Regions from separate parts of the Homo sapiens genome. Here regions 2 and 3 are each linked to region 1. A link is a loop called in an ENCODE intact Hi-C map of the cell type or tissue named here. Cell type or tissue: MCF 10A. All regions are shown on one strand.

Region 1 (5,000 bases):
TAATCTTTACTGGGAGAGGTGATGGAGTCCAATTTGTACTTTAAAATGTCACTCATCCCAGCACTTTGGGAGGCCAAGGCGGGCAAATCATAAGGTCAGGAGTTTGAGACCAGCCTGGCCAACATGGTGAAACCCCGTCTCTACTAAAAATACAAAAAATTAGCTGGGCGTGATGGTGGGTGCCTGTAATCCCAGCTACTCTGGAGGCTGAGGCAGAAGAATAGCTTGAACCTGGGAGGCGAAGGTTGCAGTGAGCCGAGATTGCACCACTGCACTCCAGCCTGGGCGACAGTGCGAGACTCTGTCTCAAAAAAATAAATAAATAAAATAAAATGTCACTCAGGCTGCTCCAGGGAGAATGAACTAATGGAAAGAGAGTGAGAATGGGGGGCCCCGTGGATAGGTCTTTACTGCAACTCAGGCAGCAGTTATTATGGGTTACTGTACATTTACCTTGAGAAGAATTTTGCATTTAACAAAACAAAGTTCTGAGAAAGCAACTATAAATAAGTGTCACCTTCCCCCAACCTCAAGGGTAACTTTCCCTAGTACAGTTTTTGAAAAGGCAGGATGTCCAATGTCCCTCCTAGGCTGTCCACCCAGTAGCAGGGTCCTTCTCACTCAGTGAGCACCCCTGGGACCCTGGCACCAGCCTCTTCAATGGGATACTGCTATCCCTATACAAGCTCCAGCAGAGAAGGATATAAGTGAATCACTTCTGTCGTGACTGCTCAGCTCTTAATTCCTGAAACTCCGCCAGCCCTGGCTTATCAAAGTCCCAGTTTCTTCTTGCCCAGCCTTTGGTTTTCAGGCAGGACCTACCTTCTACCATAAGAAGGTCAATTTCAGAGCAATTCACTGATGGCTGTGTAGAGATCCAGCCAAACAATAATGTACATGGCTCTGCCTCCTCACTGGGAAGCAAGAGGAGGAGTCTCATAACATATGTACCGTTGTTTCTATAATATAATTTAAAAAGCTGGTGGGAATTCCATTTAGCCACCTCAGCACTGTTCACTCAATGGTTCTCAAATATAATGTGCATAAGAAACACCCTGATGTTTCACAAAATGCATATGCCTAGGAAACAAATGACAATGTCAAATGGAGTAATTAGGGAGCATTTAATGAGAACTATTTATAAAAGTGCAGGAAAAACTAAGAAAAACACAAAATATGGTATAAGAGTGGAAGCTGTTATCATCCCTATGTCTCAAGGACCAAGGAAGGAAACCAGGAGAGAAGAGTTATCAGAGACACCTGCCTAAAAGAGCTGTGGCCTTGGGTAGAGGGACAAAGCAAAAGAAAGCCAGGGCAGTAAGCACCGGGACCTCACTCTCCTCCTGTCTCTACTGATGCCCCTCGGCCAAACCCAACCAGAAGCCAGAGAGCAAGGAAGTCCCTTGATGCAGCCCATTCAGTCCACACAAGCCAGCCACCCAGGCCCAGGCTAGGGTAGAGAAGTGTGGAAAGTGGATCTGAAGAGACAAATAGAAAACATCTAACCCATACTGCATACAGACAAAGAGTGGTTACCAATCTGCTGGCTTCACTGGATTGTCTGGTAAATTCTAGATGCTGTGGTTTAATGGCAATATTGGCAAACTGGAGATGAATTAGATAAGGTGATAACAGTGCTGAAAGTTAAGCCATTTTAAGAATGACTTTATTATAACACAAATCAGAATATTGAGTCTGGAGACCACAAGATTTGAGAGGAATAACCATAGCTGTGTGGTTTAAACTGTTTGATCTGATTTGACCCGTTTTGATAGGTTTAACTGGTTTGAACTGCTCCACAAATGCATGTCAAATCTTTACTTTTTCTGATTAATTACTTAAGTAGACACAAACATTATTAACATTTAATTCAGTATATTCCCCTTGAGGCTTCGCAGATGCCCACACTGGATTCCCAGGGGGGTTACTCAGTTACAAAGGAGTCAGCCTTCCCTGATGCAAACGGGAATCCCAGTCACAAAACAGTCAGCCTTCCCTGATGCTGCAGAGAGGGAACTGGAGTCTGGGTATCCCATGGCAACCACTGTTTCTCACTGCAACAGACTATGGCTGTTAGAGCTTAGACCCACACTATCCCATGGGTGCTCATCCACAGGGATGATCCCTATGCAAGTATAGAGGCTTGCAAGCTTGGGCACCAAGGTAGTAACTCTCTTTTAGTCCACACGCACACCTCCAGTCTCTTCCCCAGGGTGGAAACAGGCCACAAGCTGGCCCCATTAGTGCCCAGGCAGGTCTGGTTCCAGGCCCTCATGCAGACTGCGAACCACTGTCTCCACTTCTCCATCTCCGCCACCTCTCTGGCTGCCCATAGGTAAGGCTGCCTTATTTTCAGACCTTTAAAATGTAATACATCTTGAAAACATGCTTCTCCCTTAACAACTGAGGCTACTTTCCCTACACATAGCCTTTGGGGAAAGCTACCCCCAGGGGCATCAAAGTGGTTTCTAATGAAGCTAGAAACTGTGACATGTGACATAGAAGATAACGTCCTCTCACTAAAGAAAACAGAGCAAAGTGCAATCTGTAGTAAGGTGCCTTGTTGGCGACACATCTGTCCACAGAGCCCCCTACACACATTCACAGAATAATGTCATGAGGGTCCTCATATTTTGGAGCCACAGGAGCAGAAGCTTCAAGAAGTAAAAGGTAAAAGGTGACAGATTTCCATTCAACACCAGAAAGAAATGCATAACGATTAAAGCTGTTTCAGAAAACCGGGCCTTAGTGACTTTGGGAATTTTGCCTATCATATATGTTAAGAGGGGTGGATTCATACAGGTGCGCACCAAGTCAATTCTTGCCTCCAGAGAATTTGTCTGAGGGGCATAAGGCAGAGTGAGAGACTGAGGCAAGTTTTAGAGTAGGACTGAAAGTGTATTAAAAGTTTTAGAGCAGGAATGAAAGAAAGTCAGGTACATTTGGAAGAGAGCCAAGTGGTTGACCTGAGAGATCCAAGAGCTCCATCTAGCCCTCGATTTGGGGAATCATTGGCATGATTCCAGGGTTTGCGTTTCTTCTCCCCTGATTCTTCCCTGGGGGTGGGCTGGCCACATGCACAGTGGCCTGACAGCACTTGGGATGAGCCGCATGTGCAGTATGTTTACTAAAGTTGAGTGCATGCCCATTTGAGGTGTTTTTTTCCCTTACCAGCTTAGCGTTTCCAGAAGAAGGTCATACACCAGTTAAACTCCGCCATTTTGCCTCTTAGTGCGCATGCTTGAGCCCACTTGCCCAGCTCCTGAAATCTTACTGGGAAGCTGCTTATCACCAGTTTCAGGTGTTTTCTATCTATTGGGAGACCGCCGTTCCCTGGCGCCAGCTGTGGCCAATTATTATTTTAGAGAGCTAGTTTAACAACTACCTGACCATCACCTGACGGTTGCCTGACATTCTTTGGATAGTGGGGAGGCCCTCTCCTGCCCTGCTCATGTCTGCTTCGCTACCTACTCTAACATATGTATCACAAACTAAGGGGAGGAGATGGTTTACTGAACAAATGGTGTTGAGGAAAATGGCTGTTTTTGAAGGCGATAAAAAGTTATATCTAATCTAGACTTCACAATAAATAAAAATTAAGATGTGTGAAATATACACTAAATATTTTTAAAAGGACATAAACATCTAAATGTTAAAAAATGATATTTAAGTTATTTCAGGATGAGAAGGAGTTTCTGTGAATAAATATAACAAAAGATCTCATGTAGAAAGGTTTAACTACATAAAATTTAAAATATCTACTCTAAGTTTTGTAACATATTTTATTGTTTATCTATCCCTTGTTGGAGGCAGGGTCTGTATAGACACCAAGGACCTTAACCAGCTCTCTTTTTCTCTCACACATAACAAAACAATAACAAAAGGAAAATTATAAACCAGGAAAGAAATATGAAAATAAATGTAACAAACAAAGGTTATAATTTAAGTCATGTTAAACTCTTTTAAATTAATCTTGAAAACATCACACCAATAGGAAAAACATGAGCAAAGGAAATGTAGTGTTAAATCACAGAAGGATGAATATAAATGACCAATATAAGCATATGAAAAAATACATTCAACTTTTCTGTATCAAAGATACAGAAAACAAAACAATGATGAGATGTCATTTTTCAATTATGAAACTGACAGGTTTGTAAAATGAGGAAGTAGGCCAAGTTGCACCAAGAGAGGCTCTCTTATTTAAGAAAAAAAAGGCTTAGTTTTGCTGTAAGCTCCCTGTCCCTCAAATAGATTAAAGAGAAGCTGGCTACCAACCCTCAGAGATGTGGCAGGGAGGATTCTAGGCTAGGGGAGAGGTTAGGGCCAGTAAGCGCAAGCTTTCCTCTGCTTCTCTGGCTTTCAGTGCTGTGTCTCAGAGCTGGATTCCCACATAGCTGACATGAAAGCAGAGACTTTCCAAAAAACAGGCTCTCCCAGACCTCACTTTCTATCTTTTCTTAGCTTAATGAATCCATTGCTTATAGGTAGAAGCTTGTCCTCAAAGCACTAGCATATGGGTGGATGTGTTGAAGATCTAATTAAGGACAGGGTCCAGTTGTCCAAGGTTCTGTGATATAATGTATACCAAAAAAAAAAGTCTGCCTATGTTCTCTCAGTCCAGCCCTTTTGTGAGTAATGACTTAGCACATGTGGCCTAGCAAGAGGGTGCCCAGGAACAAGCCCAGTCAACCTGGCATGGTGTGAGGCAGCTTCCTGCATTCCTCCAAGGAAGCAATCTCAGTACATGGCAGCTATTGCTGCAAACCAGAAACCAGTACCAGCAGGTTCAGTATGGAATATTGATCCATAATTACGCTTTACTTAAAAGATAAAATGAGTCTTTCTCCCTCTCTCCCCACCCTGTTTCTCCCTCTCCCCTTTGCCCTCCCCATCTCCTCCCCACCCCTTTTTTTGTCTCTGTCTCTCTGTCAATGTACACTAATCTCTATCACATACACCAGTAAGTATGTCAGGCTGAAAACATTCCAAATTGTGCA
Region 2 (5,000 bases), 1.2 Mb before region 1:
TTCCGTTAACGTATGTTACACTTAATTGGTAATGGAGTTTTATCCCTTGAACTGGGAGAGGCTCAAGAGTCAGCATAGGTGAAAAGAACCAAGGCTTTTAGGGGAAACAGCAAGAGCTCCTGAAGGAAGTAAAAAAGGGGTAAGGAGAGGGGATTTTGTAGAGTTGAAGCTGGTTGTGTGGTATTTGGGGCTTTAAGAAAAATTGGAAAAATTTCTATGTCTGTCTTGTCCACTGTAGTAGCCAACTGGTATTTGGAGCCTTAAGAGGAATTGGAACATTTTCTCTCTGTGCTGTTCACTGCAGCAGCCAATTGCTGGGATAGTATCCCAGCTGGCCTTATAGTGTCTGGGTGGAGATTAATTTAATTTCAGTGTATTTCCCTTGCTTACAATTCCATCTCTATTTCCTGCAAACTGCTGGATCTCTGAGTTACTAGTAAAATGCCACAAAGTCTAAATTTTTCCTTTTTTGGGGGGCCTAAAAAAATGAATTGTGACCTATATGATTACTGATGGTACCCAGCTTGGTTCTCAGAGATGTGTCAGGTAGATTTTTGTCTGAAAGATTGAGCATCTAGGGCAGTATTACCAGGAAGATGAGAAGGCTTAGGATCTCAAAAATGGGGGTTCCTTCTGATGGCTCAGAGCAAAAGGTCTCCAGTGAGATGGAGTAGCTGTAGGAGATGGGAGAGAACTTAAAGTCCAAGACAAAGTGCCAAGATTTTAGAGGATGTTCCTGCATCGTCAGAGCAGGCATTGGTTGCTCAGGAGCTGTGAAGAAGGAGCCTCTGAATATGTGAAATATGACTGTTGAATTAAATGATTCAGTAGTTGCAGTAATAAGTATTAAGTAGGATGGATACTTTAGGAAGCTGAGTTAGTGAATTTGAAGATCAGTTGGATGAATTCTCTTAGGATTCAGAAAGAAAGAGGATAAAGATTATGAACTAAAAAGGCATGGATGATAGTTTCAGATTTGTTGAACTATCCAGTATAGTAGCCACCAGCCACTATGGCTATTGAGTGCTTGAAGAAAAGCTAGTCTGAATTGAGATGATCAACTTATAGAAAAGAATACTACGACCACCCTGTAATTTCCAAACCCCATTGTTCTACTTTATCTTTTTCACAGCATGTATCACCACCTGGCATTTTATGTATTTATTTCTCTTTCCACACTAGACTACAAGCTCCATTGGAATCGGGATTTTGAACTGTCTTGTTCAACACTCCACTCCAGTGCCTAGACAGTGCCTTGTGTATGTATAGATACTGACAAATATTTCAAAATAAATAAAACTGTATCAGCATTCTTGGGACTCCGTGTGGCAGTGCCTGGAAGATGGTGTGTTTTGCTGCTGCAGGAATTGTCAAGGGGCTGGGCAGAGGGCATGTGAAGTAACCTGGGACCTGTTGGTCACCCTGGGTGATGTGATGGCCTCATTCTACTGGTACTTGCTGTTGCTGCTGCTGTACTCCCACTTGGAGAGTTTGGCCCAGCAGTTCCTGAACCATATTTGTTACCTGTTCTCACTCAGGTTGAGTTCTGTGGCCAGTTTATATTCTCAAAGTATTTCTCTTACTCCAGTTGTTGTACTTTGTTGACATTGTATTCCTGGTGCTGCCTCAACTGAGAGGAAAGGGTGGATGTTAATTCCCGAGGTTCTTGTATCTTTTATTCCAGTACTGTTCTCTTCATGGGTATTTGCTGATGCTTTATTAGTTCGAAATGCAAGAATTTAGGGAAAATCATACTTATTTGATTAAAAAAAATGGCGTGTACTGAACTATCTGGTGAACTATTTTGAATTACACTGTATTGTGAACTACATTTGGTTGGATAATAGAGAGCTTGTATAATAACTTGAAATTGAGCTAGGTGCTCCTTTGTGATGCCATCTTAATTTTGTTATTTCTCAACACTTTTTAGTTCTTTATTTCATTACTTTTAATGGCAAAAACTGTAATTACTTTTGCACCAACCTAATTCCTGCTGTGAGCAATTGGCTGTGATAATTTAAGTAGCCACTAGAGGTCATTCAAGCACCAGAAAAAAAGTTGTGCAAGTTTTAAGAATTTATGTTTCAGTTTCCAAAAGCAGGATCTGTGGAGGCTGAGCAGGTACATGGTACCATGTTTCATCTTTTTCCTGTTTTTTTTTTTTTTTTTTTTTTTTTTAGAAGTTTCTGCTACAGGATGTGTGGCTCCATTCCACTGGTGATTTTTACCATTTGAGATGAATAAGATGAATGAAAACCATTATAGTCTCTCCAGAAAAATAAAGTCAACACCTAGCACATGATTTTAGGGGATCTGGGAACCCCGTGGAGTGAATCTTTGGTTCATAACTCTTGAGACCAGTTTTCTGTAAAACTCACAATTGGGTGCTTGTAGATAATTTTTCAATAATCAGTAACAAAATTTCAAGTGTAAGATGAATCCTAAATTCTCTATTAGGTTTACTCTCAGTGAACAGGAAAAATTGTGGTTGCAGACCCTATAAGCATCTTATTTTATTTTACTTACTTATTTATTTTTTTGCGATAGAGTCTCGCTCTGTTGCCCAGGCTGTAGTGCAGTGGTGTGATCTTGGCTCGTTGTAACCTCTGCCTCCCGGGTTGAAGAGATTCTCAGCCTCAGCTTCACGAGTAGCTTGGACCACAGGTTCATGCCACCATGCTCTGCTAAGTTTTGTATTTTTAGTAGAGACACGGTTTCATCATGTTGGTCAGGCTGGTCTTGAACTCCTGGCCTCAAGTGATCCATTTGTCTTGGCTTCCCCAAAGTATTGGGATTACAGGCATGAGACACTGCACCTGGCCCCTATAAGCATTTTAATGGCATAGAACCTCATTTTGTTACTCACCTTTGTACCCCACAGTGCCGAGCCAGCAAAGTAATGTGTATTTTAGGCAGTTAATGCTGGAGAGTTTAATGAATGATTAAAAGAATGTCAGAAGAATATGATGGTATAATTTGTTATAAAGAGACAGAAAAAATGGAGCAAAAATCTATTTTACTATCCTTGTAATATAATTTAAATCTCTTTCATCTTATTCTGTCATCAACAGCTACAGAAAATAACTGGTCATGATCTCCTTTATGCATTTAGAAGCATTTATTGACATCTGTATCTTTTTTACTGAAAAATATAACCATCTGAAGCTTATATTCCTAGATAACACATTTACCACTCTGTAATCATTGTGGTTTCTATGTGTAATAATTTTAAAAAACATTTCTGATATTAAGCCAATATATTTAGTCTGAAGCGTGCAGTGGATATATTTTATGAAATTTAATATAGACCCATCAAATTCTAAAACTGAAAGGAATTTTTTTTGTGACTGAGTCTCACTCTGTTGCCCAGGCTGGATTGCAGTGGCGTGATCTTGGCTCACTGCAACCTCTGTCACCCAGGTTCAAACGATTCTCCTGCCTCAGCCTCCCGAGTAGCTGGGATTACAGGCATGCACTACCACGCCCAGCTAATTTATTTTGTATTTTTAGTAGAGATGGGGTTTCACCATGTTGGCCAGGCTGATCACGAACTCTTGACCTCAAATAATCCATCCGCCTCAGCCTCCCAAAGTGCTGGGATTACAGGCATGAGCCACCACTCCTGGCCAAAAGGAGTATTAACAGACATTTTAGGTTAACCCATTCATTAAATTTCTTTATTATCAGCTGGGCGTGGTGACTCACGGCTGTAATCCCAGTACTTTGGGAGGCTGAGGTGGGAGGATAACTTGAGCCTAGGAGTTTGAGACCAGCCTGGGCAACATAAGGAGACCCTGTCTCTAGAAAAAATAGAGTTTGGTGTGGTGGTGCACGTCTGTGGTCCCAGCTACTCAGGAGGCTGAGACATGACCCTGGGAGGTTGAGGCTGTAGTGGGCTATTATCATGCTATTGCACTCCAGCTTGGGCAACAGAGCAAGACCCTGTCTCAAATTTTTTTTTTTTAAATTATGGAAAATTTCAACATATATAGAAGTAGAGAGGCTAGAGTAATGAGGTAGTATCATTTGCTTCCAGCAATCAACACTGGCTAATCTTGTTTCATCTTGTGTCCTGCTTTCATTCCCCCTCTCCCTTTTTCTCTCCCTCTCTCTTTCTTGCTGGAGTATTTTAAATAAAATGATATCATTTTACTAGTAAATATCTTTTGCTAGCAGAAAAGGATTAGAAAAATGTATAACCATGATTTCATTATCACACCCAATACATTCAGCAGTAGTCTCTGAATATCATCTAATACCCAGTTAGTGTTCAGATTTTCTTGGTGGTTTCATACATGTCATTTTGTAATTTTTCTTTGAGCCAGGATTGCGTTTAGATATTGTGACCCTTAAGTCTCTTAATTCCTGGTCTCTTATTTTTTAGTGTCATTTATTTGTTACAGACAAATTGTCCCTTGTCTTGGCCCAAATTGGAATACCAGAAGCTTTACTGCACCCTTTTGGTGTTATTTAATATAGTCCTTTATCACCTGCCTTTCCTTTCTTGCGCATGGCTGCTTAGATGTGGACCCTTGATTCAGTACTTTTTTTTGGGGGGATGGCTTGGGGAAATAGGAATTTGTCACAGTTGGTGCTGTATTTCTCCTACTGCTTCATAGGAAGTGAGACAATTAAACATTATATGCCTCTATTAGAGGGGTTAAAGTTGATCACTAGACTCAGATGTTGTCAGCCTTATTATAAATATTCCCATCACTCTTTTTTTTTCTTCATACCCTTATCTGTGAGTCAGGAACTCCTCACTCTTTTTTTTTTTTTTTTTTTTTAACAGTTTTAACATCAATCGATTATTGTCTACATGTAGTAATCCTTTAGAGTTGCAAAATGATAATTTTCTTATTCTGTAATTTCCTTTCTATTTGTAGTTGGAAGTTTTCTTACAGAAGATCTTTCCCTGATCAACTATTTGGTTATCCTTAAAATAGAGTTTGTTTTGCAAGGCAGGATAAATGCTTGATTGTTCCTCTTCATAGGTCAGT
Region 3 (5,000 bases), 1.0 Mb before region 1:
GTTAAGGATGACTCTCCTAGTTTTCTGGTTTGTTTAATAAGGTAGAGAGTGATACTATACAGTAGGATATTGTGCTCTGGAAGACAACCAGGTTTGGTGAGATGATGATTTTTATTTTGGATATACAGAGTTTGAACCTCTTTAAGACAGATAAAATCAGATGTCAAGTCAACAGTTGAATATATTGGCATATAACTTAGATACCGTATTTGAGCTGCAGATATGTAATTGGAAGATATCTGTATAGATAAGTGGTAATTTAAATCATTGGTAGGAATGAGATAGCCTGTGTTAAACAGTTAGAGGATAGTTGTGGGCCTAGAACTCAGTCTTGATAGACTTCAGCATTTAAGAGCATGAACCAGCAAAAGACACAGAGAAGGAACAACCAGAGAAACTGGAGAAGAAAGCTAATAAAGGATGAGGTTATGATAGAGGAACGGCAGGAGTGGCAACAGTATTGAATGCTGTTGACTTGTGTAGTTGAAGGCAGATGAAGGCCCATTGGATTTGATGTCATGTGACTTTAGAGATAGTGATGAGAGAGAAAGCCAGATTGAAGGTGATTGAAGAACAAGTAGGTTGAACAGTGATTATGGCTCTAGCCACATAATTGTTGACTAGAACAGAAGATGCTAACTGATACAGAATCAAGGCTAACTTCCTGATTTGGGTTCATCCTCACGTGATGGGGTGCAAATAGTAATACATGGAAACGCAAATGCATGCATAAGTCTATTGAGAGAGCCACATAAATGCTAAGTATCAAGATTTCAATACATTTTATGTATATATGTATATTATGTATAAAACTCCAATTTACAATGGAAATTGGTTGGAAGTTCTTCCTGAGAAGTAAAAGTTGGGTGGATGGGTGAGAATAACAGAAATGGATAGATGGATGATGGTAACCAGGGAGACTGCCTTACAGGGCCTTTTGCATGGTGAAATCAGTGGACTTGTTGCCCTGTAGGGAGTTGGGGGGAATGGGAACTTGAGAAAATGACTAGTAGGTCCAGCAAAGGGGAGAAAATGTGGAGAGGACCTAAAAGTTTGTAGTAACACCTTAAATGTCTAAGGTGATGGTCCAGTAGACTCCCTAGTTCCGGGTTGGAAGTGGTTGGTTCAGAAATGAATGTTTAAAGAATGCCAGTAGTTTGAAAGAAGAAATAAGTTAGCTTTAAAAGGCAGGTATCATAAAACTAGTAGATAAAGAGACACGTAAAAGCCAGATATTTAGATATTGTCTGCCATCTGTATAACCCAGTGTTAAAATGAAACATTTTCTTTGGATGAGACAATTGAAATTCATGTGAATTATCTAGGGTCCCAAGCAAATTGAATACTAATGATAAACAAATATGCAGTTAACTTGTGGCTTTACTTTGAACCTTTGAAACATAAAGAGCCCTCTTCTGTCCAGACATCTCTTTGTCTTTCATTTATCACCTGGAGAATATTGTTCGTTTCCATTCGCCAAGGCAAATGGAATCAGGATATTAGCAGAGAGATCTGAAGTTGCTTTATTTTCTTTCTTTATAGATGTTTTGAGTTTTCTGAGGCAAAAATTGTGCCCGACAAGTTGCTACAAATCTAAACGTCAATATGATTGGGAGGGTGCCCTCTGGAAACACTTGCCTTGGCGGCATTTTTGGATAGATGCTATCAAGTGTTTTATCATGAGAGGTAATCTTTGCACTTTCCTGTATGTAGACTGGTGATGTACATCGAGAGAGACAGCAGAAAGACCACTCCAGGCAAGGAGCAGCAAAGTGGCAATGAATACCTGTCCAAATGCCTGGATCTTCTCATCTGTCACATTGTGCAGGAGCTGCCACGAATCCTGGGTAAATTGGAGTCTCATCCTCAGGCCCCATTTCTGCTTTTACGTTTCTAAGACTTGGCTTTTAGGCATCAGTTCTTTTTTATTCTTACTTGTCTGTTCTTGAAGGCAAATGCAGACACTTTTTAACGAATATGTAGTTTCAAGATTTAAATTTGCTTTATCTGTTTTTGTAATTATTTTGCATCAATGACATGATGAGGCATGATGAGACAATGCCACATTAAGGTGTGATCCGAGGTAAACTGGCCATTTTAGAAAATATACAAAAGAAAAGCGGTTTAATTGCTTAAAATTGGACTTATGCTAGTATTTGGGGGTAACTTTTCGTAAGTTTTTTTTTGCCTAAATCAGAAGAAAAGAATTTTCTCTTGAAATTAGAGCACAAATTTATTTATTGTTAAAAAAACTTTGAATAGATTTTATTTATTTTTTTTCCCTTGCTGAAACAAGATTTTCTTTTATTTATACAAATGTATTGGGTATATGAGAAATTTTGTTATATGTATAAAATGCATAGTGATCAAGCCAGGGTATTTAGGGTGTCCGTCACCCACCTATAATACATTTTTGTTAACTATAATCACCCTGCTCTGCTATCAAACACTGAATTTATTTCTTCTATTTTACTGTATGTTCATACCCTTTGACCCACTTTTTTTCCTCATCCCTCCACATCCATTCACCCTTCTCAGCCTTTGTTATCTGTCTTTCCATTTTCTACTGCCATATAATCATTTTTTAACTCCCACAATAAATGAGAATAAAAATGCATGGATTTTAATTTTGAATATTAAAATGTGATATTAAGGAATTTTGATATTCATTTAAAGTTCAAAGTTTGAAACTTTCTTTGGTTTGAAAAATTTATCTTAAGATAAAACATCTAATAATGATTTGCAAAGGATGTTTATTACAGCTAAAGAAATACCTTATTTCATTGTTATTTGCAGAAATTAAAATAACCTTGGGAGCATGTATGTGTAGCTTAAATCCCATTCCATGCTTTTCCAGCAGATGTAGCTATAAACCAGAAATGTTTAGAATGTTAAATTTGATCCAAGCTATTATAGTAGAGGGTACTTAGTTTCAGGAATTCAGAACATTAAATCAAAGTAATGAAAATGTCTTCAAGGCTAACTGACAGCAACTTTTTTGCCCCTTACTGATGCTTTAGGAGATTATTTTTGCCTGTTGATGACTGAAAATAGAGCCTCTCAAAATTTATTTCGGATTGTAAGCTTTTTTACCTCAAACCTGAAGGCTATAATTTGGTCAGTTGGTAGCTAAATTCTTTATTACCGGACTTATCCTGTTTTAGGGTATGGCGATAAGATTCTGATGTCCACAAAGCAAGTTTTATTTATTGTTAGATTTATCATCCAATGAGAAGTTTTGGGAATTGACCTCTTTTTACCTCCAACCTATTCTCTTTTTTTTGATAGTTGTAAGTCGTGTTCTGTAATTCGTTCACTTATTATTATTATTATTATTATTATTATTATTATTATTATTTTGTGAGACAGAGTCTTGCTCTGTCGCCCAGGCTGGAGTGCAGTGGCACTATCTCAGCTCACTGCAACCTTCACCTCCCAGATTCAAGTGATTCTCCTGCCTCAGCCTCCCAAGTAGCTGGGACTACAGGCGCACACCATCATGCCCAGGCTAATTTTTGTGTTTTTATTAGAGATGGGGTTTCACTATTTTGGCCAGGATGGTCTCGATCTCCTGACCTCGTGATCTGCCCACCTCGGCCTCCCAAAGTGCTAGGATTACAGGCATGAGCCACTGCGCCTGGCCCATTTATTATTTTAAATATTTTTTCTTGTTTGCAAAAGCAACAAGTGCTCATGATTGAAATTTGGAAAATACAAAAAAAAAATTCTAAAGCTATTACTCTATTATAATAATTTATTAAATTTTATTTTTCATTTCCAAATGAGACGTTAAGTTTATTTATAGTGTCTTTGCAGAATATCACATTCTGTCCCCGGAGGCCATAAGTGTCTGTTGTAATTTCAGTACTTGTGAATAAGTATATCTGCTTATTTTATTTGGAGATTAATTACCTTAGAAGTCCCATGGGTATTCAAGCAATGACCAGTGGCTCCTAAGTATTTGTGGTTTTTAACCTCCACATATGCTCTGGGCTGTGCTTCACAGGTGACATTCTTAACTCCTTGGCTAATGTTTCTGGACGTAAACACCCATCAACAGTTCAAGTGAAACAGCTGAAGTTGTGTCTCCCCCTGATGCCTGTAGTGCTTCACCTCGTAACTTCACAGGTACTATTGTATTGAGGAGGAAAAGGATATAAATTTGCCTCTTCTCTTTGTAAACTGGAGCTGAGAATCCTCAACTCAAAACATTTTTTTTTTATTGAGCTAACGTTGTACATAGCTTCCAGAATTTAATCTGTAGAAACTCTCATCACACAGGTATTTCGACCTCAAGTTGTGACAGAAGAGTTTCTTTTCAGCTATGGAACTATTCTTGTGAGTAACACGAAATTTTCCTTGTTTCTAATAAAATTGTGACTTCCTCTACTGTTTGTAGAATTTGATGTCAGAATGAGGTAATTTAAAAATCCTGTTGGTATTTATTTGTCTCTAGGGAAGTGACCTTTTAATATTTTTATCTGTTGACTGTAATAAAATTTGACATTTGGAGAAAACACATTCTCTCCTGATAATGTATTTTGTTCAGAGACAGCCCAAATAGGGTAAATATGTCCACAGAAACACTTTCATAGATTTTGGTATTAAACATCATGAAAAAATATAATAAAACTGGTGAAAATGGAATGCTGGGAATATAGTATCATTATTATTTACTTCGGCTTATATTGTCCAATCATGTGCAGTTTCTTTTTTTTTTTTAAAGACAGAGTCTCGCTCTGTTGCCCAGGCTGGAGTGCAGTGGTGCGATCTTGGCTCACTGCAACCTCCGCCTCCTGGGTTCAAGCGATTCTCCTGACCCAGCCCCCACAGTGTCTCTTCTTATGATGGCATTTCTCTATGTTAAGCTCAGTTTAGCTTTTTCTTTAATTTTGAGGATACAAGTAGAAATGAAAAGTTATTGCATTATCTTTCACTTCTGTTTTTGCTCACAAAAATTCTTTTTGTTTAGCTCATGAATTATGTTATCTTTTTCCCTT

What was found. Peaks named below come from ENCODE experiments on the same cell type or tissue, not always from the same donor. Only the 100,000 strongest peaks of a DNase experiment are listed, where the experiment ranks them.
Region 2: it touches region 1 in a loop (11-fold over the local background); 10 of 110 quality-filtered maps call a loop at or near these places.
Region 3: a loop joins it to region 1, with 13 times the contacts of the local background. A loop is called at or near these places in 4 of 110 quality-filtered maps.

The regions. Positions count from the first base shown.
Region 1 is chr3:40,718,087-40,723,086 of GRCh38, reverse strand. LOC124909370 (a long non-coding RNA gene) reads left to right here and starts at 2,086. Exons shown (of 2, transcript XR_007095888.1): 1 at 2,086-2,335. It also overlaps a transcript of LOC105377043 not described here. In MCF 10A, a CTCF peak has its summit at 3,019; a DNase peak (open chromatin) is centred at 2,986.
Region 2 is chr3:41,878,463-41,883,462 of GRCh38, reverse strand. The region is part of intron 17 of ULK4 (unc-51 like kinase 4); the gene reads left to right. Among named protein-coding and RNA genes, the nearest start is that of ULK4, 81 kb to the left of the region's middle. In MCF 10A, a CTCF peak has its summit at 2,040 (motif pointing right); no DNase peak of the experiment used is centred here.
Region 3 is chr3:41,714,575-41,719,574 of GRCh38, reverse strand. It overlaps ULK4 (unc-51 like kinase 4), which reads left to right. Exons shown (of 37, transcript NM_017886.4): 23 at 1,714-1,847; 24 at 4,007-4,128; 25 at 4,282-4,338. Among named protein-coding and RNA genes, the nearest start is that of ULK4, 250 kb to the left of the region's middle. In MCF 10A, no CTCF peak of the experiment used is centred here; no DNase peak of the experiment used is centred here.